Linked DNA regions of Mus musculus: regions 2, 3, 4 and 5 are each linked to region 1. Evidence: chromatin loops called from intact Hi-C (ENCODE). Cell type or tissue: heart. All regions are shown on one strand. Region 1 has its middle 57 kb from the start of 6820426E19Rik. Region 2 has its middle 5.5 kb from the start of 6820426E19Rik. Region 3 has its middle 150 kb from the start of 6820426E19Rik. Region 4 has its middle 6.7 kb from the start of Gm9946. Region 5 has its middle 23 kb from the start of Gm9946.

Region 1 (5,000 bases):
AGATTGAGAACTGTGGTATTTTCTACAGCTCTCAGTAAAGCAGGGTCTGGCTAAGCCAAATTTAACACCTACACAGACACACACACACACACACACACACACACACACACACACACACACCTCTGTTATTTAAATTATGGCTAAAGAAAAGACATAACATAAGACCATCCTACCACATTTGAGAGTTCAGTTCACTCACATGTTAAATAATGTCTAAAGTGTTTTTCATCTGTCCCCATGGAACAGTCACTCCCACACCACCACCCTACAGCTCCTGTTGCCTCCCCCTTCTGGCTCTGATTTTGAGGATGCTAGGTATGTCACAGGTTCTTTGGGGCCAGCTTAGGTCACTGGATATAGTGTCCTTCAGTCTCACCCATGTCATATGAATCGAATCCTCCTTTTCTGCAGGAGGAAACAGAGACTCATATGCACCTGGGGAGTCCCCCTCCCCCATTGCCAGACCCCTACTCCCTTCTAGCATCCTCACCTTCAAACTGGAAAGAAACATGACTGTATTCTTTTGGATGGCTCACTGGGGGATTTTTATACTGGCCCTATGCTTATTAAAGTGGGATTTTTACTACAGAACTATTGAAAATGAAAGCTTAGAGAAGTAACTATTTCCCCCTTGAATGTTAGAAGGCCAATCTGCTTTAAAGGAAACCATTAGGGGTGGGTCAGCTAGTGGACCACTTAGAGACTATGAATGGTCTAGGTTCATGCTCTCCATCCCCTTGGATAAGGAAAGTGGTTATTCAGATAGTGTGGAGCCCCAGGGCCTGAGAGTCACACATCAGCATCTGGACATGCCTCTAAAACAAGTTCCTGTGCTCTTCTAGTTGTTAAAGCCACAGGATAGAAGTTTGCAGAAGAAATGTGTCTTCTTCTGAAGTCCCTCTATTGTTCATCCAGCCAAGTGGGCCCAGATAGAGCCGGCTGCAAGTAATGATGATTGGAAGTAGAGGATGAGGGACAGGTGCAGGTAGGGGGATGGGTGCAGGTAGGGGAATGGGTACAAGTGAGGAACACTAAAGGGGAGGATGGGTGCAGGTGGAGGGATGGTTATAAGTAGAGGATAGCTTCAAGAGGGGTGTGCCTGAAGACGGAGTGACTGCAAGTAGAACAGGTATGGATTAGGAATAGCTGAAGATGGGGTGGCCCTGGGGTGCTCAAGCAAGTATCCTCATATCCATGCATATGTCCTTGCTCCCCACTTTTCTGATTCAGGAAGCCCTTGGATTTTTTATGTGCTGAGGTGGTGAAACCTCCCTGACACACTCATGATCACTGTGACATGCCCCTGAGCTGTTTGTGAAGAATAACATTACAAAGGGCTGAACACCATAGGCAAGCCAAGGGAGGAAGGATCGTTCAACTCCAACATCTCTGGACTTCCTATGATCTGTCTAGCCACCCTTGGATCTCCAGGCATCGCAGTTTTCAAAGCAGGGTGTTGATGGTCCAGCCTAGCTTGGCCACAGGTCTGCCTCATCCCCATCACTCCCTCTCAAGGAGGTGAGCCTGCTCCAAGGGCCTGATCATCCACCTTGGGTTTAAGTTACCAAGACGTAGGAGAGGACTAAGAACTTGGGGGACAGAGGCAAGAAAAAAACCTCTCTTAAATGTGACACTTCTCAAGAGGGGAAGCTAGCCTTAGGGTCCACTGGGAAGCCACCCAGGAGTGATCTGGAAGGGTGGACCTGTCAGTCAATGCAAATCCCTCTCCACTGACCAGGCTGGGCCTCCCTACTCCCCTTAACTAAACCTACAATTTTAATGGAGCTAAAATTACAACCCCCAAAATGTCCACCACCAAAATTTAGGCTGTTGCTTTAAAATATTTTTTCCTAGAGAGATGAGTCTAGTTAAAGGTGTACTTCATACATTACCTAAGGGGAAGTTTAAAGGTCTCTCCAGTTCTTAGCAAAGTGCTATGTGAACAACAGGACATGTAATGACCTATTGCCTGTGTCTAGGGACGCATCACCCTTGGCCTTATGCAGTCAGTCAGCATTTCTGAGGAAACCTGACCCTCGTTGTGGTCAGTCCCATCTCCTTCCCACACTGGAATTTTATTAGGCAAAGTTGCAGAGTCTTTTTCTACAATTGTTTTCTTGATAAACACCCCGTGTACAGCATGTGGACTTTCTGTAGTTTCATTGCACCAGAGTTTGCTCCTGAGAAAACACTGCTATAGGGGGAGCCCAAAAAACGAAGCTGGAAATAACTGGGGAGTGAATCAGGAGCTGGTGTGACTCTTACTCCTTGAATTCCAGGAAAGTGGGGATGTGGCACAGCCCTGTGTGGAGCAGGCGCCTGGCAGCCCGCCCAGCACACAATGGGCCTGTGATAGCATCATTGGCTCCCTTGGAGAGAGGACAATGGAAGCCAACAGCCACGCAGGCCCCAAGTCGGAGCCATCACAGTCAACAGGACAGGCGCAGGCACCCACTCCCTCACCCGGAACAAGGATTCAAAATAGGACCTGGCCAGGAGGCCCAAAAAGCAGGCCCCAGTTTTGTCAGAAGACTTGCCAAATGAGCACCAAAGCAACTGGGCTGTCCTCTGCAGAAGTGATCCTGGGCCCTGGGAGAAAGCCATAGCTAGGAGCAGCAAGGAACTCTGGGAAGAAACCGAGACCTGGAGGCTGGGGCTTTGTCTCTGCTTCTGCTTCTTCTGCTTCTTACTCAGTGCATCATGAGACAGGAGTTGGGAAGGGTGGGGATGCTATATCCACTTCCCTCTCCTGACTGGGTGAGCAAACCCTAAGCCTATGTGCAGTGGTGAGAACATGAAGACTGTGAGTACTTTGATGATAGCCGTGGATGGATAAGGTGTTGCATGAAGGGACCCACAGGCTCCAACAAGCTGGGGTTTCCTGATGCTAAGTCCTCCTTGGGAGGTCAGGCAAACTCAGCCATGATGTGTAACATGTGCCTCATGTTCTCCTGGACAACATAGTCTTCAAGGCAGGGCCAAACTCATCCATGCCATGTTTTGAATAGCACACATTTGCATAAAGGCCCAGTGGTGTTCCAGGGTGATCCTGGGGTGTGTAGAGCTGGATCTGAGCATTGATAGGCCCAGAGGATGAGACTAAGAGCCAAGGTGGGGCTGCCAGGAGAGGCTCTATAGGAGCAGTGCCATGTGGGTGAGCACTATGGGACTATCAGCGTATGGGGTACAGAATGACTTGATTTTCCAAAATCCTCATAAACTGACTTGGGCTTTGTCCTGTATTTTTATGGATCTAACAAGCTTAAGGACAGCATATTGGGAGATCAGCTTATTGCTAGGACTAGAATTCCAGGTAGTTAGAGGCTTGCCTGCCATGGGCCATGAGAGCAAGAATGGGGTAAACAGATGGTAGGTTGTATAACCTGACAGATAATGTCTTACCACCTCCGCATATCAGTTTTCTTAGGTTTTCAAATATAATCAATGTATATCCCTACGTCGGCCCCAAATGGCATAAGTATGTTGCCACATGAGGTCTGTGAACTTGGACCTGCAGGGCATTGAACTGGACAGACTCATAATACTGAAGATGGCCCTGTGTTTTACTCCAAAGGATACTGGAGCTCAGAACTGTTAGGCATTTTAGCTGTTTCTAAGCCAGACCAGCCCCATCTTTTTGCAGAATAAACAGAGAGTTTAGAGCGTGTATCTTCAGGTGTCAGAGGCTCTCTGTGATGGTAGACAACAGCTCTATACCCTCAAGCCATAGTTCAGTACAACTAACAGGATAGAGGGTCCTGTGTGCTCCAACCTGATAGTCATTAAATTCCAGGCATAAAGTACATGATACCTATTTTACATATACATTATCTAAGGTTCAAAAATCACGATAAATTGAAAAGCTTATAGCTGGTTACAAAAGTTTATATATGAGTCAATTCTATTTCCTTGACCAATGAGCCTATGTTTATGCCTTTATAAAAATACTGTGACTCTGTAGTACAGCTTGATCTGGGATGGTGACATCTCCCAACAGTTGTTCTTGTTGTTGCTGTTGTTGTTGTTGCTGTTGTTGTTGTGGATTGTTTCAGCTATAATGGGTCTCTGGTATTTCCAAATGAAACTTAAGATTTTTGTTTTCAGTTTCTGTGAAGAAATGCATTGAAATTTTCATAAGGACTGCATTGAATCTGTAGATTTCTTTTATTAGGACAGCCATTTTTACAAAATTAACCCTACCGATCCATGAGCATGGGAGATCTTAATTTCTTTGTCTTGTGTCTTACATTTTTTATTGTACTTTTTTGGTACAATACTTCTTTGGTTTTATTTATTCCCAGACAGACAGACAGACAGACAGACAGACATATAGTAGGTTAATGTGAATGGTATAACTTTCTTAATGTCTTTCTTATTGTCTATCATCTATATATAGGAAGGCTACTGAATTTAAACGTCATAATTCTTCACTGTATAAATGTATTAGTTTGGACATGACATCAAAATTGTCCAAGAAGACAGCATATCAGCACACCCATTGACTTGGCTTGTAGCAGTTCATTAAGGCGGCTAGAATCTACTGATCAGTATTTGACTTTTCCCATGAAATTGAATAGTTCCTATGATCTGAGGCTTGCACCTTTACTCTCCATTCCTGTCACTTCTCGTGTAACATACGTTGCCTCTCCACCTCTCAGTATTCTGCCCACTTATCAGGACATAGGAGACAAATGTCTGCTTTCAGGCAGGGGCAGTCCAAGCTCTTGCTGGCTTTACTGTGCCAATGTTGGCTTAGTTCTCAGCCAAGAGGCTCTGCCTTTCATTACTGAAGTCTTCTTTATGTTTTAGTTTGGATAGTCCTTTTTCCAGGTCACTGACAGCTATTCTAACTCACACAACCTTATATTAAGCCTACCTATTAAACTTTTCATTTTAGATATAGTAATTTTTAGCTCTAAAAAATCTAGTTGCCTCTAGTTCTAGCTCATGATATTTCCAGTTTCCCTGCTCCTGGTAAGTCTCCTGATGTGTGGTCCTTC
Region 2 (5,000 bases), 52 kb after region 1:
GGTTGGCTAGGTTTATCGTGTTAGCCATGAATTGCTCCCTGTTGAGTGGAGCTTAAGTCCAATCAAATAGCTGTTGATTACCCCAAGATTAGAGTGTCACTGTTGCACCTTTGTGACTTTCTCATGGGCCTGGTCACTGTTGTTGCTCATAGGCTTTTGCTGGGTAGAACTGTAAAGATGCTTTGATTGCTTGTTGACTTGTGTAGCATCTTTGGATTCCATGAGAGCTAGTCCTCAGAGAGGAGACTTCTAGGTCGGTTCCAGCTTCATTCCTCCAGATCCTGTGTGCAAAGCGTGTGGCATCTTCAGCAATAAGGTCTCACCTTTCATTTCTGGGAAGCCACCAGGGCCATTGGCAATAGCCTGGTTTATCTGCGGAGTCTCTAGAACCCTCCCTAAACAACTGTTCAAGGAGGGGTGTGTGTGTGTGTGTGTGCGCACGCGCGTGTGTCTCGCTATGGGTTTTCAAACATCCTTAGTGTTATCCCCCCCCCACTCTCCTCTCCCTCCCTATTACCCCAACCTGTCCCCTCCTTCCTCCACAGCACCTGTGTCCTGTCCTTCTCTATAGAGTGCCTTCTCCCACCTTCCAGGACAGCTCCTTTCTACTTCCCTGGACCATGTATGTTTTTTCAAGTTATCTTCTTTGGAGCTAGGATCAAATAAACAAACAAACAAAAAACAAAAACAACAAACAACAAAGAAACAAACAAAAAACTAGAGAGCATGCGGCATTGTTTGTTCTTTTGGCACTGGGTTACCTTCTCTGATACAATATTTTCCAGTGACACCCATTTACCTGCAAATTTCATGATTCTCATTGTTTTACAGCCTAATAGAATTCCACCATATATACGTAACACATTTTTACTATCCATCCCTCAACTGAAGAACATCTAGTTAACTCCCTCTGTCTCATGCACTTCCTTCAGTAGAGGTCTTGCTACTTGGCTGCTGGCTACTTGGTGTGGATTTCTTTAGTGGATGCCTCTGCTTTTTTCTCTGGCCTTTGGGATGTTGGGGGTGACTTCAGAGTAGTTTTGATTTGCTGGGCTAGATTTCATCGCACTTCTTCCTGTTCTTTGATGCTTCCCTCACAGAAGGCCACTCAATGGGAACATGTACCCCAAGAGTTTTAAGGATGCCTAGCACGGCTTCCTGTGTGCATTAGCACCCGGTTGGCCTTGTTGTGCTGCAATATGCCTTCCATCCAGATGGCTTGATTTTGCAATGGTCTCTTCCTTTCCAGGGGATGAGTCTTTGGGTCTGTTGGAGACATAGTTTTACTTGACCTCTTCTCTCTCTTAATGCATTCTTTTGTTTGTATCCGTTTAAAGTGTACCATTTATTTAAATACATGCATGATGTTGTGCTGGCAACATAACCAATTTTGCTCCTGGCCTAGTCTCTGGACTCTACTGTTCCACCCTAGTCTCAATAAATTTGACTATTCTAGCTGCAGCAGAGCAATGGGCTGACAGACCTTCTGGGACTGATTTATTCCCAACAGCATAATGCCTTGTTGAACTGTGTATCAGGATTCCTTTGTTTTTAAGAACAAGCATTTATGAACCACCTTTTGGCTTAACTCTTCACGGGTTATAGACTCTTGGGTTGGTCTTACTCTATGGCTGTTGTTAGCAATGCTACTATGAATATGGGTATCAAGTTCTCCTAACATGTTCACTTCTAACTACTTGGGACAAATCCAGTGGAAGTGCTAGATAGTGTGGTGACTCTGTGCTTCATTTTTGTGGAACTGCCATACTGTCCACCTATGATGGTTGCTTCATTTCCATCAGCAAGACATAAGGACTCTGGCTTCATCATATCCTCCTGGTCACATGTCATTTTTGTTCTGTTCTGTCCCCAACCCCCATAGTAACCACCATAATGGGAAGGTATTTGGTCTTCATGACTGGAGTTTTCTTTGGAGCCCCCACTGCCACCCCTCCTTGTCTACAGGCTGCCTTTTGTCCTAAGAAACCTATTTCTGCATCCTGTTATACACCTACCCGCATGCAGAGGATCTGGGATTCCCCATAGATGTTCCGTCAGGACTGCTGAATGACATGTGTCATCTCACTGAAATCTGGCTGGCTGAGTCCAGTGGTTTTCCTTGGGACCTGCTTGCCCTACCATGAGGGGCTCCTTGGCCAAGGTCCCAGCCCCTCCTGGGCCCAGCATGTTTTTGATGGCTCTTTGCACAGACAGCTTGGCCAGGAAAAAGCAATCCAAGTGCATGTACTTCGCTGCTGGGGATATAACATCATGACGGCAGGAGAAATGTTAAAAACCATAAATGAATGAATTGGAAAACAAATGAGTTGGAGAGCACTGGCTAGAGAATCATCCAAAATGATACTTCAAAGTGTATGGTGTAGTGTGTGTGTGTGTGTGTGTGTGTGTGTGTGTGTGTGTGTGTGTGTGTATTCCATATGGCCTGAAGAGTCGAATGCAGAAGTCAATCAATAAGAACAACCTAGGTAAGAAAATGAACATGCATCAACTCCAGCATGAGCATGGGCTTTATAAGACTTTGGCAAAAAAAAAAAAAAATTCTCAGAAGGTTCTCTCTCTGAAGACCCTGGCAATTGTCTAGGAAAGATCCTGATAACCCCTTGAGAAGTTAGGGGGTCCTTCGGGGAAGGTGGAGCATTGCAAGGCTGCCTGGCCCAAAGCTGGAGACCTTTTGGCAAGGCAAACTCCTGTTCCACTAAGGACTGGGACAAAGATCAGGCCCAGAGGAAGGAATCTGAGGTTTGGGTGGGGCTGGGGAACGTATCCTGGGGAACTGATTTGAGTTTAGTAAAAACTAAAAACCAAAACATTAACTCTAAGCAAAAATAAAAATACATAATAAAGCCAGGTCTTGTTTGCAGCAAATGTGACCAGGGTTGGCTGCCATTATCTCCACTACTCTTGCTGAAAAGTGCCAGGGCTCCAAAAGGAAACTGGTCAAGGACATTGTACCACTCAGTACTGGACCAGATGAGGCAGGAAATGGGAGATGGGAGGCCAGAGCATCTCTGGCCCATTACCAGCAGAGACCAAGCAGGTTTCTCTGCACAAATGTCCTCAGAGACTCTGCCCCTGGCCTTTCTCTCACTCTGTGCTCAGGCCCACTTCCTCAGCACCCAGGAAGCTCTGAGTAATCCATAAGGCCGCTGTCCAGGACTGAAGGGTGAGAACTATACTGAATTTAGAACAGAACGTGGTAGAGTGAAGGCAGAAGGGGTCAACTCTGTGTACCAAAAATCACCCAAACCTACTATGTCCAGTAAGCCCAGGGTGCAGGCAGACAGAATTCACATGCAGCTCTGCAGGGACTTCTGGGCTGAAGTGATTCTTTGGAGTTGACTGGCATTGTGCCAGAGCTTTTATACCACATTTCAACCTGTCACTGGGTCAAGGTCACTTTGGGACAGATGCAGTATCTTAAAGGAGGGAGCAGGTCAGACAAGAACAACCAGTTTATGAAGAATCCAAGCACAGTAGTTCTTCCGTGGCCCTGAAGACCACATCCAAAATCTACACACTCTTGGCTGATAAACATGCTTTCCTCACACAACACAAGAGACTTTATAAGTGGTTATCCTGGGCTGCATCAGTGAGGCTGGCAGTGGCCCCCTGAGTGAAAGAGGATGCTGGGGAAGGGCAGAAAGAGATCTGAAGGTCAGACACCTGATGGCCCCCAGAAGTAGAAGAAGGGTCATGCATCAAGGATGCAGGGATTCTCAGGAGCTGGAGAGGATGAGAACATGTCCCCTTGAAACTTCCTAAGGAAGCAACCCCCCTTCCAATGCTCTGACTTCAGCCCATTGAGGCCTGTTTTGGTCCTCTGACCTACCAAACTGAAAGCTAATTGCGTTAAACCACTACATCTGGCTTTCTTAAATTTGTTAAAGCAAACAGAAAAATGCACATTTAATTATTTGCTAGTTTATCCCTTCATTGGACTAGAAAGGACACAGGACAAGCATCCTTCTCCCTACATGTGCTCGCATGTGGGTTTCCACCAGCCCCCAGCACTGGAGAAATCCGTAAGTAGTCCAACATGCATGATTAGCATCAGCTGCTCCGAAGCCTGAAGCCTGCAGTGGGGCTGCTGTTGGGACACGTGGCTGGCGCACAGAGATTGCTTTGTGGGATCCACTGGGTTTGGTGGCAGCTTCACTAATGCCCAGAGTCCCCTTTGGTTGCTAGCTTGACCCCTGACTCACCAGACTCCCTTCTCCAACAGGATGGTCAAACCCCTTGACAGGAGCAGCTTCCGCAAGCTGGAAACAGACAATTCTGTTTCAGGCAAATTGGATCCATTCTATTATTAAAGAGAAAGGGATGCAGGCTCTACCCCAGCAGGAGGCTGTATGATGGGTGGCTACATTCTATTGTTCTGGAGAAAAAGAGACAGGCTCCATCTCATGAGTCTGGATGGCAATTGTCCACTGTGCACTGCAGGTGACTTCTGATATTCCTCTGTTCAGTGACAGATCAAAGGGAATGCTTCATTGCTTATAAATTTTAGACTGGAGGGACAAAGTGAGCTGGATATATACTTTTACAAATGGAGGTGAGAAAGTGGGAATACATGGGGCCTCATCATGAGCTGGCCATTTCACCCAGTGTGCGAGTGCCATTGCTGGGAACCAAAGCCAGTCTCTAACACAAATGGGATGCAGCCTGGTGCCAGCTCCCCATTCTCTGCAAAATGTTTTGTGCTCCTGCAGACTATCACAGAGGCACTTGGGGGCTAAAACCAGGAGAGACTAAAGGCCTAAGAGGAGCTATTTCTTCATTCAGAGCCTGGGCATGTTTTCCTGAGACTGTGATAGGAACTTAGTTGTCATCTCTATTCTTCTCCTGTTGCCTGGAAAGCAGAAAGTGCCTCATTCATCAACCCAAATGCATTCCTTTGGTGATGTCTTTAATGACTGAGCTGAATTTTCCCACAGTTTAGTTTGATGAAGGCACAGAGTGTTACACAGCTTGCTCATGCT
Region 3 (5,000 bases), 91 kb before region 1:
GTGCTTCAGTGGATGACCACACTTCTAAGAATATATGAGCAACACAAACTATACTTGGTGGGTTAAAAGAAGAATACTATTATGAATAAAGCTGCTATGAACATAGTGGAGCACATGTCCTTGGATATGGTGGAGCATCTTTTGGGTATATGCCCAGGAGTGGTATAACTGGGTATTCAGATAGAACTACATCCAATTTCCACTACATCCAATTTCCCGAGAAACCACCAGATTGATTTCTAGAGTGGTTTTACAAGTTTGCAATTTCACCAGCTATGGAGGAGTGTTCTCCTTTCTCCACAGCCTCACCAGCAACATTGTTTGAGTCTTTGATCTTAGCTATTCTGATTGGTGTAAGGTGGAATCTCAGGGTCATTTTGATTTGCATTTCCCTGATGAGTAACGATATTGAACATTTCTTTAAGCACTTTCTGGCCATTCAAGATTCCTCTGTTAAGAATTCTTTGTTTAGTTCTGTACCACATTTTTGATTGGGTTATTTAGTTTTTTGGAGTCCAACTTCTTGAGTTCTTTATATATTTTGCAGATTAGACCTTTGTCAGATGAAGGGTTAGTGAAGATCTTTTCCCAACTTGTGGACTGCAATTTTGTCCTATTGAGTGTCCTTTGCCTTACAGAAACTTTTCAGTTTCATGGGGTCCTATTTATTAGTTCTTGACTTTAAAGCCTGAGCCATTAGTGTTGTGTTCAGAAATTTTTCACCCGTGCCAATGTGTTCAAGGCTGTTTCCCACTTGCTCTTCTATTAGATTTAATGTGCCCAAGGAGAGACAGGACGGAGTTCCAGAGGGCCAGGAGAATGAATGGAAATATGCAGCTGCTGGAGGTGAGAGTTGGGATATTCTCTAGGAAGTCCCAAAGACCCAGAGGCCATGGATGAGGGAGGCTCCCCAGGAGTCAATGAAGGTGACCTTAGCTGAAATGCCAACTGTTGAGGATATGGAACCTAAAGAGATCATCTCCAGTAGCCAGACAGGACCACCGGTGAAGGGATAGGGACACCAACCCACCTACAAAACTGTTGACCCAAAATTGGTCCTGTCTAAAAGAAATGCAAGGACAAAGATGGAGCAGAAGGAATGGCTGACCAGCCTACTTTGAGATTCATCCCATGGGCAGACACCAATCCCTTACACTATTAGTGATGCTATGTTATGCTTGCAGACAGGAGCCTAGCATAGCAGCCTTCTAAGAGGCTTTACCCAGCAGCTGACTGAGACAGATACAGCTACTCACAGACAAACATTGGACAGAGGTCAGGGACTCCTAAGGAAGAGTTAGGATTGAAGACCCACAAGGAGATGGCGACCCCACTGAAAGATCAATAGCGTCAACTAACCTGGACCCCTTGGGGCTCCCAGAGACTGAGCTACCAACCAAAGAGTATTCATTGGCTGGTCTGAGACGCCAGGCACACATGTAGCCGAGGGCTGCCATGAGTGGCCTCAGTGGGAGAGGATGCACCTAATCCTGCAGAGACTTGGTGCACCAGGGTGTTAGGATACCAAGGAGGGGGTGCTCTCTCAGAGGCAAAGGGGAGAGGAGATAGGGGGAGAAACTCTGTGAGGGGAGAGTGGGAGGGAGCAGCATTTGAGATGTAATTAATTATTTAATTAATTAAAGAAACGGTATGCACATTTTGGTGGGTAGGAAAGTGGGGGATAAATATGAGGAGAGGGTGAATGTGATGAAAATATATTGAACAAAAATCTTGAAGAACTAATAAATGAAGAAAAAAGAATTTAGAAGTCTCAACACTAGAAAAAAATGCTTATAAAGATATTGGTACTTGAGCCCAAAAGATGGTCTTCCCTTACAAATATTCAATGTGTATTTGAACAAGTCTCCTGCTACTATTAGATGCAGGATCCTATGAAATTCTACCCATCATTCTGTTCTTCATGTTGCTCAAATATCCTTAGTGATATTTTTTCTTTTCTTTTACTTACTACTGAATTACAGTGTCGGAAAACTAAAATGTTATTCATAATTATTTTAGTTTAATTTGTTGTTATTGTTTCTTTTTTATTCGTGAGTCAAGGTCTGGTCATATAGACTTGGCTGACCTGAAGCTTATAGTCTAACCATCTTGGCCTTCTGAATGCTGGAATTATCAGTGTGTGCCACCATGCCAATTGGAGAACTTGGTCTACTGATGGTAATATCTCATTATAAATGATCAATTCTATTATTATTTTATGCCTATCCTGGGAAAATTGTGAAGAAAACAAGATCCTAAAATCCTCTACTCATGGAAAACTATGTCAAAATTGACTTTTTCAGGTATCTAAGATGCCTAGAACTCAATAAAAAGAGATCTTTCAAAGCATTTTAATTTTCTCTTCCCAATCTTCACTAACTACGGAAACCAGAAGCCACAGATCTGTGGGAAATACAGAAAATGTCATGGAGCTTCTATGATATAACAGATGAGGATGGTTCTGGATGCCCCAAATACCTTGTCATTCCTACCTCACCTATCTGATAGCTCCATGAAACAATTTCATTAAAGAGTTTATTTTTATTTGACCAAATTTAAGACTTTCTCAATGAATAGAATCCTGTCTCCAGGCATTTGTGAAAAAAAAAATCATTTCAATTGTTTAACATCCTGGCTACTTGAACAATAGTTGGGCAAAAGCAAGGCTAGCCAAAATATTTCAAAGGAAAACTTGGAGAATGGGATGCCCATAAGTGGCTTTGAAAAGCTCTGACATATTTCTGGGAATCTGAAGGCTTTGTGTATGGGCTCGGTACACACCCAGGAGAGACCTGAAAAGAACCCAACTTCTCAACTTTGGCTACTGTTGAGAGGAAATCATTAAATGAGGCCCAAGGGACAGTTATCAGGAGCAGGGACACTGAAGACATATCCTAACATAGCTTGACAAGAGTGGAAGCCTTATTTCTTCAAGACATTTAAGGAAATCTGTCTAATCTCCAGCTACCCAAAGGTTAGCTAGATTTTAGTCACTAACAAACAGCAAACAGTATCAACAACAGGAAATTTACAGAATAAGATTCAATCTGATTTACATAGTTGCCATGTCATAATAACTCAAGTTAGCTAAGTTCAGTGGCAGGCCTAATTAGCTTTGCTTGTCAATTTGATCCAGCCTAGAGTCATCTGAAAGGAAAGTCTCAAGTGAGAAATTATATAGATAAGATTGGCCTGTGGGGGATTATCGTAATTGTTATTTGAACTCAATGTGCCCAGTTCACTGTGGGTAGCATCATCCCCTGGGCAGATGTCTTGAGCTATATAAGAATGATAGAGCAAAGTGTGAGCTAGCCAGCAAGTCAGCAAGTGCTGTTCCTCCATGGTTTCCTATTCTTCTGTTCTTGCCCCAGCTTCCCTTGATGATGAACTGTAACCTGTAAGACAATGGTTCTCAACCTGTGGGTCAGAAACCCTTTGGAGGTCACACATCAGATATACTGCATATCATATATTTACATTCTGATTCATAACAGTGGCAGAATTGTAGTCATGAAGTAGCCACAAAATAATTTTATGGTTGGGGTCACCACAACATGTGGAGCTCTATTAAAGGATCACAGCACTGGGAAGGTTGAGAGTCACTGCTGTGAGCCAAGATAAACCTGTCTTTCCTCTAAGTTGCTTTTAGTCAAAATGTTTTTTATCACAGCAGCAGAAGGCAACTGTTACAAAGGCTTTAACTTCATTCATATTTTGTGCCACTATCAACCATCATCTACCAAATTTTCAAGTGTTCTCTTTTTTCCAAACTAAAACTAATTCAACATCTTATTTGTAATTCTCAGCTTCTAAAAATTGATTCAATAAAATATAGCAAAATAAAATGCAAGAGGGATTAAATGATATAATTAAAAGTGTTTTGACACAAAAGAAGATTCTAAAGAAGGAAGAGATGTGTATGCGTCACACCAGTCACCTAGATGCTACCATGAAAGACATATTTTAAGTTCAATAATAACATAAAGCTTGAAAGTAAAGCTTCCGGAACAGTTTTTTTGGGGGGGGTATTCTTTTTTTAATTAGGTATTTTCCTCATTTACATTTCCAATGCTATCCCAAAAGTCCCCCATACCCCTCCCCTACTCCCCTACCCACCCACTCCCACTTTTTGGCCCTGGCGTTCCCCTGTACTGGGGCATATAAAGTTTGCAAGTCCAATGGGCCTCTCTTTCCAGTGATGGCCAACTAGGCCATCTTTTGTTACATATGCAGCTAGAGTCAAGAGCTCCGGGGTACTGGTTAGTTCATAATGTTGTTCCACCTATAGGGTTGCAGATCCCTTTAGCTCCTTGGGTTCTTTCTCTAGCTCCTCCATTGAGGGCCATGTGATCCATCCAATAGCTGACTGTGAGCATCCACTTTTGTGTTTGCTAGGCCCCGGCATAGTCTCACAAGAGACAGCTATATCTGGGTCCTTTCAGCAAAATCTTGCTAGTGTGTGCAATGGTGTCAGAGTTTGGAAGCTGATTATGGGATGGATCCCCAGATATGGCAGTCTCTAGATGGTCCATCCTTTCATCACAGCTCCAAACTTTGTCTCTGTATTGTAAGCTTAGTAACTGAAGAACAACTAGAACATCTGTCTAATAATCTGTTCACCCTAAGACAAAAATTAATAATGAAAAATACTCTATGATAAATGTGATTTATGAAAAATATTCACTATAAAGAAATAAAAACATAAACATTCATGCACCTAACATCATAGCTTTAAAATACTTGAAGAAAACCTATAGGAGCTGAAAGGAGAAATAGATAGTTCAATATAACAACTCACAGGACTAAAGCCTCCCTTTACAGCAACTAGGGCAACAGGGAAAAAGATGACTGCAGAGCACAGTAAGCAACTCAGTCACACCAGACACTGTGCTCATCTATTTCATCCAACAGTGGTAGGATGTACATCTTTCTCAAGTGTACCTGAAAGATAGTAGAATTTACAAGATGCCATAAAAAGCCCTGCTAGCTGCTAATGTATG
Region 4 (5,000 bases), 110 kb after region 1:
AATCCGTTTCACACTGGGTTTCCACTATCTACATCTAGTACGGGGTTTAGCCTAGCTTCTCACTGAGAAACAAGCAGAGACTACACAGCTCTGCAAGTCTCCCCAGCCTAAGCCCTAGAAGTGCTAACACGATTCCATTGCCACCCCCAAAACAAGTGCCGTGGGGCCTCCAAATCTGGAGCTGAGAGCACACATCCGCAAGGCTGATGCTCTGGGCGTGGACCATGGATCCTGCACACCTGTCCAGGTGTCAGGTCCCAAGAGGCCGGCCTCAGCACAGAAGACGGGAGCCGACAGACTGGAGCCGGAAAATGCCCTCATCACCTCAGCAAGATTCAGTCCCTAGAAAGACTCCCAGGCTGAAGGTTGAAAGTTTCCCACCTAGGATCGTGTCGTGATTCAGAGGAAGCGGTTTTTGTGTTTCTGAAAGAGGACTGAACAGATCAGGCCCTTCCCTGAGTTCTGTGGGAGGGACTTATCTATTTGCCACTCACGGTACCAGAAACGCCTCATCCATGGGCCAGGACATGTTTCCCAATGGCCCAGGGCATGTCTCACAACGGCCCAGGGAGGGTCTAGCAATGAATGGCCCAGGGCTGGTCTAGCAGTGGCACAGGGCTTACTACCCTGGACTGGAGGGAGCCGGATCAACTTCTGCTGGCGCTGCTCCAGGGAGCCCGCCCTGGCCCTTCCTGACCATCAGTCACTTTGCTTCAGCCACACCATGTTCTTGCATGCTGCCTCTACTGGACACGGGTCTCCCATACATACTTTTCTCATGGAATGTATGTGTGGACTTGAACTTTAGACTCTTCCACACATACATTCCATACTCTTGGAAGCAGCGCCTTTTCCCCTTTACTCAGTTTACCATGTTGAAGTTTATGTCCACTCCTGACTCTGTCATTTCACATATAGCTTCATATTTTAAGTGGCCCTGCAGCCACTGTAGGACCTTTTGCCCCCATGCTTCCTGGTTGAAGTCAATCGATGACAGATAAATATGCCAGTGGTTCCAGTCAACCTTTTGATTAACATATGATAGACTGTAAGTTCAACAACAGAGCTCCATGGACATCCACTAGACACAATCTTAACTGAGAAAGCCCGCACTTGGCCTTCTTACATCAATTGTCTTCTGGATAGCTGTAGGTAAACCAAAAATCCAGTAAGCAGGTCAGAGCCTTCAGTGTTTCAGAGCACTCAACCCACCAGCTTCGACCTTCATTTGAGTGTTTTTATCCACCGTGTTGGAGTCCCTGCTTTCTCATCCTTAGGCTTCCAACTCACTGCCCAGGCTAGCCCTCATTGGTGAGCTGCCCAGGCTAGCCCTCACTGATGAGCTGAAGTGTGGCACCAGCACTCGGCTCAGCCTGTGAGCCCAGATCCCTAGAGCCTTGGCCTGTCACCAGAAGGTACAGCTTCCAGAAGCAGCCATCTTTGTTATTATTATTGGGTTTTTTCTTTTCAGCTTGCTATAAGGTGCACACCATGTCTTACAGATTTCATCTGGAAATTTTTTGAAAAAAAATCTGTCTCTCTCTCTCTCTCTCTCTCTCTCTCTCTCTCTTGTGTGTGTGGGGGGGTGAGAGGGTGTAAGGGTGTGTTTGGGGGTTGGGGGCATGATGTGAGTGTGTGTGTGTGTGAGTGTGTGTGTGTGGTATGGGTGGTGTGTATGTGAGTGTGTGCATGCATGCTCGCCTATAGGCACATACCTATAGGCACACACAGGGGCCAGGCCAGGGCATTGGATGTCCCACTCTATTACTTTCTGCCTTATTCTTTCAGGCAGCATCTCTCTGTGAACCCAGAGCTCATATTAATTAGATATTCTGGCCACCAGCAATCCCATGCTGTGTATGTGTGGTTAAATGTGTGAAGCCAGAGAAAGGCTTGAATTCCCTCACAAACCCGGGCTCCTCCCATCCTTCTTTTCATGGCTAATTTAGTTAAGTGTTTAAACAATGTAAACCTGGCAGCTCCCGTCTATTGAAGCTGAGATGGAGCACAGCTGCCGCCCAGCCCCAGCCCTGCAGTGCAGCCTGGGCTGCAGCACCCATCAGCTTTCCTGAAATAGCAAGGCTTGCTTCCTTCCAGGCTTCCCCTGGAATAACCCGGGGAGGAGGCTGCGTTTCCTCTGCCCAGGCCACTCTATTCATTACCACTCAGGGAGTCCATATTTGGAGAAAAAAGTTTCACTGCTGTGTGGAATGAAATCATATGGTTGCAAATAGCCAATATGAATTTAAATCAAACAGAGCTAACAATGAGATTGTGTGCATATGTCAATCCAGACAAGCCTCTCCAGGGGAGAGGCAGGGCAGAGGTGAAGGTCACTCTCAATAGCAGGTGACAAGTGGGGCTCGAACAACTGCAGGTACCTTTGGTCCTCAGTCTTCCTGGTCAGACTCAACTAAGTAGATGAGGACAGGCCAGCTCCCTTAAGACACAGTCCCAGTAATTGTCAAGATGCTACATGGGCAGCTTACAAAGCAGTCTATCTTTACATTTTCCACGTATCAAAAAGGGGCTGGGGACCACATCGTGCAGGTCACATTTTGAGTGCACCTCACTCCTGAAATCATATTCTAAGCTTGCTGCTAAGCCAAGTCGATTTTTATTTCATAGGTGTGCACCCCATACGTTGCATTAAAAAAAAAAGCACTCTAGAAAAAGCTAAATCTAATTGACAACACACTGCATGTTGGGTGTTTACGTTCCCTTGAGCTAGCTCCTTTGTGGCTGTGAGACATCACTTTGCAAAGGTCTCACTGCTGAGTACCAGCACCTGCCTAGATGACAAGGGTGTGTTTGCAAGACTGTTTAGGACTTACAATGAAGATCCCTTCGTCTAAACAGGGGCCTTTGAGAGTGGCACACACACACACACACACACACACACACACACACACACACACACCATGGCAGCAGCATTCAGAAACACATCCACATGCCTGGAACCCAAGAGGGAGTGAGAATCTATGGAAACCAATGCTCTGCTCAAACTGGAGACGCTACTTATTGGCGACACTAACTCCATTTGATTGCATCAGTGCTGGGGAACCCCATGGCTACGGAAGAACGGGTGTATAGGGGTTGAGTTGCACTCGTGACTAGTCCCCGGCTTCTCTGCTTCTCTTTTGAGTGCATGCTGACAGCCTCATATCGTGTGACATGCTCATCACAGACTCCATTAATATCCTATGACAATAGCCCTCACCCAAGGACCTTGCAAAAGCACTGGCTGGTCTTTGTGAGCCAAAGCTGGGCACTGGTGGGAGTGTAGTTACTCGGGGGAATTCATGTCCTGAGGACATGGCTCCGTGAGGATGTGGCTCCGTGAGGATGTGGCTCCATGAGGATGTAGAGAAGCTGTGTATTCCCCATCCGGGCTATACAAGTGGCTGATGCTGTTTGAACCTACTATTTCTGTCCACCTGATCTGTCACCCTCACTATAGTATCAGTCCTTTCTCATGTTTTCTAAACTCTGATTAACTACACTCAATTCTTTATACTCACCAGTGAAGAATGCAAAGTTACAGTGCCATTGGTGATCCTTTTGTTAGCTAAATAAATTAACATGGTTACTATATTGACTAAGTCAACCATGAGTCCCATTCTGTCCCCTGTTCAGGGCCCGGCTGTTGCTCTCCTAGTATTTGAATTCACCCACTGTATCTTTTCCTATTGCCTTATCTTAGTATTTTTGGATTGACTAGGCACACTAATGCAATTATTAGATTTTTTTAACCTAATATAAATTCTCTGATTCAAGATGAAAATTCATCATAATCATTTTCGTAACAGGATTCATATACTTGGTTTTATTTCTGCTATTTTATTTTCCTTTCTAATAGACCTTTTCATATGCCAGGTTTTTTTTTCATTCTGACTTTTCCTTTGTGATTTTGAAAATTATATCTACTTTTTTTATTCTTTTATTAATGATGCTTAATGGATATGCATTCAAATCCATTTCATCTAATTCTTATTATCAAAATAAAGTGATGTCAATTGACCGTTTTCTCTAAATTATAAAGAATATTCTGTGCTGCCTTGTTCTCTGGCCACTTAATCCTCAGTTTTTGCTGGTGGTGGTATTTGAAGTACAGTTATTATTATTAATTTAATGATTTTAAAGCATGAGATCAGTTTCAAAAATTTAGGCATTTTATTATGTTTTAATATAATATTGAGAATTAATTTTGTTTCATGACTTTTTGTTTCGTTTTGGGGGAAGGAGTTGTTTGTTTTTCATTAGACCATGAATCCGCCACTCTTGAGTTTGGTGTTTTGATGCCTCACTCAATTGGCTTATCTAACTCAAGTAAGGCTAGTTTTTCCAGGCACTCATGTAGGGTATATAGTTTTGAGAGTACGTATACAAACGTCTACTGCCTGCTGCAATGTAGCCAAAAGACACCCGTGCAGGTGCTGGAGTAAGACTCATTTTCATTTTCAACAGCAGCTTTTGTAGAGTAACATACCCCCAGATTTGCCTGGACACCTCCCCTTTAACCTGGCCTGAGTACCTTCCCTTTAACTGGCCTAAACATCTCTCCTTTAGCCTGGTGGCCTCATATGACCTACAGTTCTTTGCTTCATCTTGATTCTGCAGAGACTGATTGGTTAATGTCAGCTTTCTGTTTCAAAGGCAAAGTTGGAGTCAAATGTCATCTGCTTTGCTCCTCATTGAATTTGGGGTTTTTTGTTTGTTTGCTTGCTTGCTTGCTTGGTTTGGTTTGTGTATTAGTCAGGGTTTCTATTCCTGCACAAACATCATGACCAAGAAGCAAGTTGGGGAGGAAAGGGTTTATTCAGCTTACAATTCCATACTGCTGTTCAACACCAAAGAAAGTCAGGACTGGAATTCAAACAGGTTAGGAAGCAGGAGCTGATGCAGAGGCCATGGAGGGATGTTCTTTACTGGCTTGCTTCCCCTGGCTTGCTCAGCCTGCTCTCTTATAGAACCAAGAGTACCAGCCCAGAGATGGCACC
Region 5 (5,000 bases), 140 kb after region 1:
GGAAGCCCAATGTAATGGGTCCACTCTAGTATTCTCTTCAGGACAAAGATGGAGGACGCCTAGGGTGCAGAGTACATTCCAGTGGTCTATCTTTCATTGTTGTGAAAAAATATCAGGAAAAAAATCATCTTAAGGTCTGAAAGGTTTATTTGGGTTTCTGGTCTCAGCCTCAGCAGCCCATGAGTCCATTGTTATTAGTCCTATGGTGACATAGAACATCGTGGCAGACACACACGGAAGAAAGCTACTCACCGGAGGCATCCAGGGAGCAGAGAACAAAAACAAAGAAGTATCTGGGGATAAAGACAAAACCTTTCAAAGGTCCCATCTCCAGTGACCTACTTCCTCAACTTGGCTGCACTTCCTAAGAGCCAGTTCCACTATGAGCTCATCACCAGATTTGCCCATTGATGCAGATAGCATCCTCCTTGAATCCAGTCACCTCTCAGGGGTACCACTGCCTGGAGAGCAGGCCTTTAACAGCTAAGTCTCAACGCTGCTACCAAAGCCACCTGGCCTTGGAAGATTTCTGCAAGCCTCTGGCCTGCAACCACTACTTGCTTCTCATCTTTCAAGTCAGGAGGTGAGCTAATTTCTTGGCTGAATCAACTCAACAGAGAGCCAAAATGGTTTGATAGCCATCTAATTTGAAACCAATGTAATAGGCCAATCCAGAAAATTTGGTCCACAATGGAATTCATGACTTGAAATTTGTTTCCACTGTCTCAGAAACCAGGTGTGCAGAACACTTCATGCTGGTGGAGTCGTCTGTATAATAATAGAGTGGGCCCCTTAAAAACTTTAGAATCAGCTGTGCATGACAGACTCTTAGGATATATAAGAGCCCAGCCCCTAGATCCTAACCATGGCTTTGTCCCTGACCCCAACGCTGTTAGTTCTTTTTGTATACCTCCTCCTCTGTGACCAGCCTATGTTTACGCTCATCATCTCCAGGATGTCACAATCAGGATTAAGTTACAATCAGCTCCATTGTCACCCCCTCGATGAGGTCTTTTGACAACGGTGTCTACAGTACATCCTATCCTCTGTCACTGTTCTGTTTCCTCTGGGTGCCTGTCCCAACCTATGGTGACTCACTTGCTTCTTGTTGACACCCTCGGCTCCCCCTCAGCACCTTCATTGCCAAGTTCCAGGGACCCAGGAGGCACCAAGCAGATTCCCAGTCTGGGTGACTTAATGCTAGTTCCTCCCCCCAGATGAAGCATCTGTGGCCCAGGGAGGTCAGTCCCTCACAAACACCACCAGTCAGCACTCCAGCCCAGGCCTGCTCTCCTGCAGCCTCACCCTGGCTCTAAGGTTTAACTCTTTGACAGGTCTCCAAATAGAAGAAATAACCATTCTCTGGAAGATAGTTTTAAAGCCCTTCCCACTTAAGTTGAAAAGCAGGAGCCCAGGGGCAAGCTGGCTATTAAGGAAACAATGGTATCCATGGGCAAGAACTTTTCAGATGTAACATTGCTGGTGTTTATATTGAAGAGGAAAAGAGGGATGCTTAAGTCATCATTGTAAGCTCACTATATGAGACAATTGAAAAAGGACCTCAAAATTAAATGCCCTGCCTTTGTGTTCTTTATCTGGTGGAGAACATGAATATTTGGGCAATATTTGTCTTTAAAAGATAAAGGAGTGATAATTATGAAATTAGCCTTATATTTATATCAAATATAACTTAATAAAATTCCAATTGCATTTTAACTTGTTTACCAGCATGAAGCCTCTTATTGGTCCTCATGTGATATTCTCCAGTAATTTCATATATGGATTTTAAAGAAATGTAATCTGTATGGAAATAAATGTAAATTCTACACCCTAAGAGAAGAGTGTTCCTTATTGGAGGATTGTGAGGAGTATCCTCAGTGATGTCATTATGATATTGGCTGCTGTAACAAAGAAAGTATGGTACCACTAATCTCTCACCATTCTATATATTTGTGTGTTGGTACATGAGTGCTGGAGCATTAGTCAGAGGACAACTTGAGTCAGTCCTCCCTCTTTCTACCACATGGGCTCTAGGCATCAAGCCCAGGTCATTAGACTTGGTTGCTATCAAGCACCTTTGCCCACTAAGCCATCTTGCCAGCCCAGTATCACCAATTTTTTAAAAATTCTGGTAGTATCCTGAGACACGAAATAAATAACAGCCCAGTGCCCTGGTAAGACTCTTTCTACACCTTAGCACCCCACATGAGTAAGGACAGAGATAAAGAGGAGGTGCCTCTCCATCTCAGTGGCTCTGAGCGTTAGAAGAGAGCCGAGAGCAGAGATAGCCTTTGCTACCATTCCTGGACTCTAACCACTGTCCCAAGGAAATGACCTGTGAGAACAAGTCTCGGTACAAAGCTGGCATGGCACAGGCACGGAGAGTTCCCCAATCGCTGCACCCACATAGCGCTGAGCAGCTAGCTATACCACAACCTTCAGTGAGTCTAAATAGGGTCATACCCCATTCTTGCCTCCTCCTGGCCTCTCGCTGATGGAAACCATGATGATCCCACAGGGCCCAGGAGGGAAAAGATAGAGCCACAGGAGCAGAACACCAATTTTGGATAACATGGACCCTGGCATTTACACTGCCCTGGGACACAGGCCTCTTAGAGTGACCATGGATTCCCTTCTCTGGCTCTTAGTCAACCTCAGCTCAGCTCTGAACTCTAAGGCCAGAACACAAAGGAAGTCTACTTGAGTCGGAAGGGTGTGGCCTCGGGGAAGTCAGCAGGTCAACGAGCCTCCAGGGTCCACTATGCCATTGGCAGGCCCCATGCCGTACTGGCCAAGGCACCGCCCTATGTGGTTTTGGAGCACGTCTGCCTCACATAGAAAAGATCGCTTCCTTTGCTCTTGGATTTTCCCCTAGCCTCGGCCCCTGAGAATGAATGCACAATAACAGGTGGAAACTGAACGCTGCTCACGAGAACAACGGTTCTCCACAAGTGCCAAGGGCCACTAACATACTTTAAACCCAAGGGGCTTACCCTCAGACACTCAGACCTGCCACCCTGGGTAAGAGGGCTATAAACTCAAAACAAGTCATGTTGAAACAACATTACTGCTCACAGCCTCGCTGAAGGCAGCCTGTTCTTGGATCCTGTGGACGTGTGTCCATTCATTGAAGTTGGCCTCCTCTGCCTGTCTGTCTGGGTGCTAAGATATCTGTGCATGCTGCATACATGTGAAAACAAAACCTGACTTGTAGGAAATACCTTCTCTCTACCATAATGAAAGCTTCCTCAGAATAACTACAGGTGCTGGGGGTGGGGGGTGTCACCCTTCTCAGTACTTTTGGTTCAGTTTCCAAAAGTGTAAGGTCAAGAATGAAGTTGTCCCAAGCAGCAAAGCTGAATAAAGGTGGCACCTAGACCAGAGCACTTCCTTAGCATTCAGGAAGCCTGAGGTTCAACTCCCTAGCACTACATACACACACACACACACACACACACACACACACACACACACACAAACTAACAAACAAAAATCAAGAACAAATCAACATAAAAATCATAGTATCTGTGGGAGTTAGGCATTCTCCTGAGCCCAGCCCCTGCCCACATGTCATGAAGACCCAGAGAGCTACAACAGTATTGAGGCCAGCGCTCTCCCCAGACCAGTGGAAGTAAAATGGCAGAAGATAGGATTTGAAATCTATACAGACAGCTTGAGTTGACACTCTGAATCAGGCCCCAAAGAGATGCAGCAGCTGAATCTGGGCTGTTCCAAGAGTCTGCTTGCAGTTCTATGTGTGCAAGTGACCAGCCTGCTCCATAGACATATTAGCAACCAACACCTGGTCATGCTTTGATACATACCCATGTCATCTAGAAGATCAGAAAGGCCACGGAGTCCTAGGCCAAGGTCCTGATGAGAGATTTTTATTCCATTTCTGTAGTTTTTCTGATGCCCCCTAGAGATTGACAGCCCATGACCTGCTCCATAAAAATCATAGGTGACTATATAGGCAGATGGAACTAGCCTCATGCAGGTCAGTGAAGTCAATGAGTTCAAAGAAGACATGAAAACTAGCTCAATGGACTTAAAGGGGATAAAAATTAACGCCTGAGCGGTGGCCAAGAAAACACAAATATACAGCTGACATAAATGAGGAAGATGACTCAAGATGTGAAAACTGTACTCAGTAAAGAGAACTAGTGAAGAGCACGTGAGATGAAATGAAGATGGAACTAAAAAAGAACCTCAATTACCCAATTAGAAAACTCAAGGGGCTCCAATACGGCAGACAAAGTAGAGGGATAGGACCACTCAAGCAAAGAATATGGAAAAAGTTACTGAAAGAGACATGCAAGAAGTGTGGGACATCATCGCATGATCAAATCTTTGAATTAAAGGCATAGCTAAAGGAGAAGAATCCTAGATCAATGACACAGACCAGATCTTCAATGTGGTCCTAGAAGAAAATTCCCCTAAATTAAGGTAAAATATCCATACAAATACAAGACAGACAGTAGACCAACTAGGCATGTCCAGAAAAGAAACTCCCCATGGCATATTATAGTGAAAACATTAAATATACAGAACAAAGAGGGGACACAGAAAGCAAAAAAAGAGAAAACAAAATTCCACACATAAAGGAAAATTCATCAGAACAACTATTTCTCAGTGGGATCTTTTAAGTCTGGAAGAGCCCGCAGCAATGCACCCCAAGTTTAAGAAAGAACCAGAGATTGAAACCTAAACCGCTTAACTCAGCAAAACTATCTGTCACAGTTGCAGGATACAGAAAAACTTTCCCCGGCCAGGAAAGACGCAACAAACCAAAATCTTCTGCGGCAAAACTTTATTGCTTACATCTTTGGGAGCCAGGAGGGCAAGCGCCCAGCGCCCAGCCCCAAAAACGAAAGCCCCTTCAATAATGAAACCGAAACCCCTTCCCTCTTTAGGAGAGTTATATTTCCTAGGACGCATCACTCCCTGATTGGCTGCAGCCCATGGCCGAGCTGACGTTCACGGGAAAGGTAGAGTACAAG

Evidence for each region. A loop is a pair of places that touch in the nucleus more often than their neighbours do. Peaks named below come from ENCODE experiments on the same cell type or tissue, not always from the same donor. Only the 100,000 strongest peaks of a DNase experiment are listed, where the experiment ranks them.
Region 2: it touches region 1 in a loop (3-fold over the local background); 2 of 42 quality-filtered maps call a loop at or near these places.
Region 3: it touches region 1 in a loop (2.3-fold over the local background); 3 of 42 quality-filtered maps call a loop at or near these places.
Region 4: it touches region 1 in a loop (6-fold over the local background); 4 of 42 quality-filtered maps call a loop at or near these places.
Region 5: it touches region 1 in a loop (2.4-fold over the local background); 2 of 42 quality-filtered maps call a loop at or near these places.

The regions. Positions count from the first base shown.
Region 1 is chr6:117,435,621-117,440,620 of GRCm38, forward strand. No RefSeq gene overlaps it. Among named protein-coding and RNA genes, the nearest start is that of 6820426E19Rik, 57 kb to the right of the region's middle. In heart, a CTCF peak has its summit at 2,215; a DNase peak (open chromatin) is centred at 2,371.
Region 2 is chr6:117,487,202-117,492,201 of GRCm38, forward strand. No RefSeq gene overlaps it. Among named protein-coding and RNA genes, the nearest start is that of 6820426E19Rik, 5.5 kb to the right of the region's middle. In heart, no CTCF peak of the experiment used is centred here; DNase peaks (open chromatin) are centred at 2,760 and 3,050; H3K27me3 peaks cover 656 bases.
Region 3 is chr6:117,344,786-117,349,785 of GRCm38, forward strand. No RefSeq gene overlaps it. Among named protein-coding and RNA genes, the nearest start is that of 6820426E19Rik, 150 kb to the right of the region's middle. In heart, no CTCF peak of the experiment used is centred here; a DNase peak (open chromatin) is centred at 2,806.
Region 4 is chr6:117,550,492-117,555,491 of GRCm38, forward strand. No RefSeq gene overlaps it. Among named protein-coding and RNA genes, the nearest start is that of Gm9946, 6.7 kb to the right of the region's middle. In heart, a CTCF peak has its summit at 2,027; a DNase peak (open chromatin) is centred at 2,060; H3K27ac peaks cover 1,122 bases.
Region 5 is chr6:117,580,552-117,585,551 of GRCm38, forward strand. No RefSeq gene overlaps it. Among named protein-coding and RNA genes, the nearest start is that of Gm9946, 23 kb to the left of the region's middle. In heart, no CTCF peak of the experiment used is centred here; a DNase peak (open chromatin) is centred at 2,750.